Regions from separate parts of the Homo sapiens genome. Here region 2 is linked to region 1. Evidence: read pairs that join two places in POLR2A ChIA-PET (ENCODE). Cell type or tissue: OCI-LY7. All regions are shown on one strand.

Region 1 (2,500 bases):
TTCCTGCCTGATGTCTTAAGCATAACTGGCATTTTCAGGGAGCCCAGGTTCACCAATGCACAGTGCCCCTCCTGTCGACCTGATACCCAGGCTTGGTGATTGCTCACCTGGCACCTTGATTCCCGTTCTGGTATCTTGGCCCAGGCCCAGACATGTGAAAGCAGGGGCTACCGAGATTCATTTCTCAGTTCTTACGCCAAGAGGTTCAACCACATGGATCACAGCTGGGTGTACCAAATAAGGGAGGACCAAGCATGAGCTGGTCACCCCTGCTGAAGAAGTAGCTCGAAGCCCACCCACTCGGGGACAGAGTGGGCACAGATGGGATAGACAGATAGTGATTCGAGGGGTGCCTAGGATCTCATACTGAAAACCCACCTCTGCTAGGGCCATAAATCCCATCAACAGCAATTCATTCCTTTGAGAGGTAATACAGTGATGTGGGAAGAGGATTGGGCTGGAAAAAAGACTTGGCTCATGTCCCAGCTCTGCCATTAATGTGTCCCCTCTCTGGACCTCATCTGTAAAATGAGGTTAGGCTCAGCGATCTGCAGGCCTTCTTGCAGCTCTGCTATGTGATGATTCTGTGGCAAAGTCTGAAGGGATTTCAGGAAAGGAATGTGTAGGAGGGAAACAGTAAGTTTTGAAGGGACTCAGTGGGCCCTGTAGCCTCTGCTGGGTCCAGTGAAGACACTTCAACTAGAGTGAAGGCCCTGGCCACAGGGTAGGGGAGGCAAAATCTTAAGAGTTCAAGAGCCCTGAGTCAAGGCAGGAGGGTCACTGCCCAGCCCAGCTGGCCCCCTGGGCTGCCTGTGTGTGGTTCTTGACCCAGACCTAGTGGCTTAGGAGCAGAGTCTCCAAGGGGCTGTGGGATAAGGTGGGGATTGCAGGAGGGAGAAGGCACCCCAGCAGTTCCCCCGTTAGGGGACCAAAGCGTTGCCAAGGATCCAGCCACACCCCTCTCCTGAGGAGGGAGGAGCTGGTGGGCGCTCCAGGAAGAGCTTCCTCTCAACAAGGAGAAAACTGCGCAATCCAATCCTCCGTTATATAACTGAGCACACGATTGTGCAAACCAAGCTCACACTGAGCAGCCTCCCCTATTGTCAAGGTTTATTTACTTTCCCAGGGGAAGTCATAGTTCATCCTTTCTCAGCAGAAAGCAGCCATTTGACTGCCACAGCCTGACCTACGGCATTCCAGGAGATGGGTTCAGAGACCTGGTGTGGAGTCCTCATGCCCACCCGCCCTGCTGTCTGTGTCTTTCCGTCTGTTGCCTGGTGGGTGGGTGTGGTTTAGTGCATGGTCCAGCCCCCGCACAGCCACACCCATTAGGCTCTCCAAGGCCTAACTGAGCAAGCTTGCAGAAGAGGGGAAAGTGTTCTTTTCTCTGAGGAGTTAAAGAGACTTCTGGAAAATTCTCCAGCTACTCCACAAACTAGGATCACAGGCCTTGTTCTTAGGTCGGGAGCAGGAGTTTTTGCTGCCTTTAGCATTTGGGAAGTTTGATGAATAGAGACTGAATTTGAATGTCTTTTTGGTACTTAAGAGCTGGATTAACTACTTCACATATCTGAGCTTCATTTTTAATTCTTTTTAAAACAGAAAAAGTGGCTGGGCAAGATGGCGCACACCTGTAATCCCAGCATTTTGGGAAGCTGAGGTGGGTGGATCACTTGAGCCCAGGAGTTCTGAGACCAGCCTGGGCAACAAAGTGAGACCTCGTCTCTATAAAGAATAAATTAGCTGGGAGTGGTGGAGCACACCTGTAATCCCAGCACTTTAGGAAGCTGAGGCAGGAGGATCTCTTGAGCCCAAGAGTTCAAGACCACCCTGGGCAACATAGCGAGACCCTGTCTCAAATAATTTTTAAAAAGAAAAACTACCTCTTCTTAAGATGGTTGTAGTATGGGAGATGGTGTGTTTAAGTCTTCCCACCCCAGTGTCACAGCTCAGGGCTTCTCTAGCCTTCCTCACAGCGGTTGGGGGTGCCCAGACACATCCTGAAGTCTAGGCCGTGTTCTGAGTGTCTCTGCCACGGGCCCGCCTGGCTGGCTTTAGTCCAGGAGCAGCCTGGACTGTGACTCTTGAAGGCTGTGGGAGGCTGGTGACCGGGAGCAGGAGGTCTCAGTGCATCCCTGAAGGGTCAGAGAGCCATGCCGTGAGAGGCCAGGAGCAGGCAGCCATTGGCCCTCCAGCCCTCACCAAAGGCCACCACCTCAGCTTGTCCTCTGGCAACTCAGCCTGGGAATTTGCTTTCCCTGTGGAACGAGAGACACTGGCCGCATTGAGGGGTGACTTTCCGGTCCTACAAAATTGTAGCCCTCTTTCTGCTAGAACTGGTGAGACTTGGCTAATTTCGGAGAGACTTTAGGAAAGTAAGAGAAATACATTGGTCCCAGTGCCAAGCCCCAAGGCCATCTTTCCAGGTATGGGTATATCCTGCAGTGATAAGAGAAGACTGACTCTTACCAGCTCTTTGGGGGAAATGAATATACTTTCC
Region 2 (2,500 bases), 140 kb before region 1:
TGCACTCCAGCCTGGGTGACAGAGTAAGACTCCGTCTCAAAAAAAAAAAAAAAAAAAAAAAGAAATAAAACAATGCTAAGTTCTGATTTTCTTACCAGGTTCTGCTGCTTCCCAGTGGACCACACACTAAGGAGTAAGATGGAAAATAATAGAGAAAAACCTAAAATAATGGCATAATAACAAGTTCTGAGCAATGTCATTCTCTTTCTTTCACTATCACCCTATTTTACTTTTTCCCTAGATTACTTTTCTGAGCAATGTCATTCTCTTTTTTCACTTTATCACCCCATTTTACTTTTCCCCTAGATGTGTAATAAAAATTGTGAAAAGAAGAATGAAAATAAAAAGGAATAAATAATTTTTTGAAACCAGCAGTATTAAAGATAACCCAGTCATTGTATTAGGCCTAAATACATAAATAAAGCAGCAGAGATGCAGTTGAATGTAGAAAAAATGACATCATCAACATTTAGGGAAAAAATAAATAAATGTAGAAAAATATTTTTAAAAAACTTTTCTAAGGAGTGGAAGGGGGTACAAGAAGCCCTTAAAATAAATTCTTTCCAGTTTTAGGGGAGCTTATTAATATCACATTAACATTTAGTTGAGTTGTTTTTTGCTGACATTGGAACTGGAGCTCTGTATCGTATTAGCTACTGAATTTTACTGCATAAGTCCCTCCCCTTGATTAGCTGAAGGGAGTGAGAATCCTTTCTAAGTTTGTTTCCATTCTGTTTGGACTGCATTAAGACATCAGTCCATAATTACACAGAACCAAGGGAAAAGCCTATAAAATCAGATCAACTACCGTGTTGTTAGTTTATTCCGTTAACCATCTAAATTCAATTATTTTTAATGAAACGTATTGTGATATAACTTATATATAATAAAACGCTCCTGTTAAATGTACACTATCAGTTTTGACAAATGCATATGATCATGTGACCACCATCACAATCATGGTAGAGAACAACCCCATTACCCCCCAAAATTTCCTGTAATCCTTCCTAGTTAATCTTTCTCTCACCGTCAGCCTGGTCTGCTTTCTGTTACTATAGATTAGATTTGTCTGTTCTAGAGTTTCATACAAATGTAATCACGTCGTATGTACTCTTGTGTCAGTTTCTTTCATTCAGCATAATGGATTTGTGATCCCCCATGTCACCATGGGTATCAGCAGATCATTCCTCTTTACTGCTAAGTAGTATTCCGTTGTATGGATATCCTACAATTTGTTTAAATTTGTTGATCCATTTGTGTATTGTTGGACATTTGGCTTGTTTCCAGTTTGGGGACTATTATGTATACAGTTGGTATGTACATACATATACAAGTCTTTGGACATATATTTTCATATACCTTGGATAAATAATTAGGATTGGAATGGTTAGATCACATGGTAAGTGTATATTTAAAGAAAACTGCCAAGCTGTTTTCTAAAATTGTTGTGTCATTTCACATTCCCACCAGCAATATATGAGTTGCATTTGCTTCACATCCTGGCCAACGCTTGGTATGATCAGTTTTTAAAATTTTGACCATTCTAGTGGATACGTAGTGGTATCTCACTGTGGTTTATTTTTATTTATGTATTTATTTTTTGTTTTGTTTTGAGACAGTCTCACTCTGTCACCAGGCTGGAGTGCAGTGGCGCGATCTCAGCTCACTGCAACCTCCACCTCCAGGGTTCAAGTGATTCTCCTGCCTCAGCCTCCCAAGTAGCTGGTACTACAGGCATGCGCCACTATGCCCAGCTATTTTTGTATTTTTAGTAGAGATGGGGTTTCACCATGCTGGCCAGAATGGTCTCCATCTCTTGATCTCCTGATCCACCTGCCTCAGGCTCCCAAAGTGCTGGGATCACAGGCATGAGCCACCGTGCCTGGCCTATTTATTTATTTATATTTATTTTATTTACTTGGTTTTTGTTTGTTTGTTTTGGGTTTTTTTTTTCTTAAACAGAGTCTTCCTCTGTCTCCCAGGCTGGAGTTCAGTGGCGCTATCTCAGCTCACTACAACCTCCACCTCCCAGGTTCAAGCAATTCTCATGTCTCAGCCAACCAAGTAGCTGGAATAACAGGTGCACACCATGGCTGGCTAATTTTTCTTTCTTTCTTTCTTTTTTTTTTTTTTTTTTTTTTTTGAGCTGGAGTCTTGCTCCGTTGCCCAGGCTGGAATGCAAGGGCGCCATCTCGGCTCACTGAAAGCTCTGCCTCCCGGGTTCACGCCATTCTCCCGCCTTAGCCTCCCGAGTAGCTGGGACTACAGGCACGTGCCGCCACACTCGGCTAATTTTTTGTATTTTTAATAGAGACGGGGTTTCACCGTGTTAGCCAGGGTGGTCTCGATCTCCTGACCTCGTGATCTGCCCCCCTCGGCCTCCCAAAGTGCTGGAATTACAGGCGTGAGCCACTGTGCCTGGCCAATTTTTCTATTTTTAGTAGAGACGGGGTTTCACCATGTTGGTCAGGCTGGTTTCAAACTCCTAACCTCATGTGAT

What was found. ChIA-PET counts read pairs that join two places held together with the same protein. Peaks named below come from ENCODE experiments on the same cell type or tissue, not always from the same donor. Only the 100,000 strongest peaks of a DNase experiment are listed, where the experiment ranks them.
Region 2: POLR2A ChIA-PET joins it to region 1 with 12 read pairs; 5 of 35 experiments call an interaction of 5 or more read pairs at or near these places.

Annotation. Positions count from the first base shown.
Region 1 is chr1:225,812,511-225,815,010 of GRCh38, forward strand. The region is part of intron 1 of EPHX1 (epoxide hydrolase 1); the gene reads left to right. Among named protein-coding and RNA genes, the nearest start is that of EPHX1, 3.6 kb to the left of the region's middle. In OCI-LY7, no CTCF peak of the experiment used is centred here; a DNase peak (open chromatin) is centred at 1,301.
Region 2 is chr1:225,667,974-225,670,473 of GRCh38, forward strand. No RefSeq gene overlaps it. Among named protein-coding and RNA genes, the nearest start is that of ENAH, 16 kb to the left of the region's middle. In OCI-LY7, no CTCF peak of the experiment used is centred here; no DNase peak of the experiment used is centred here.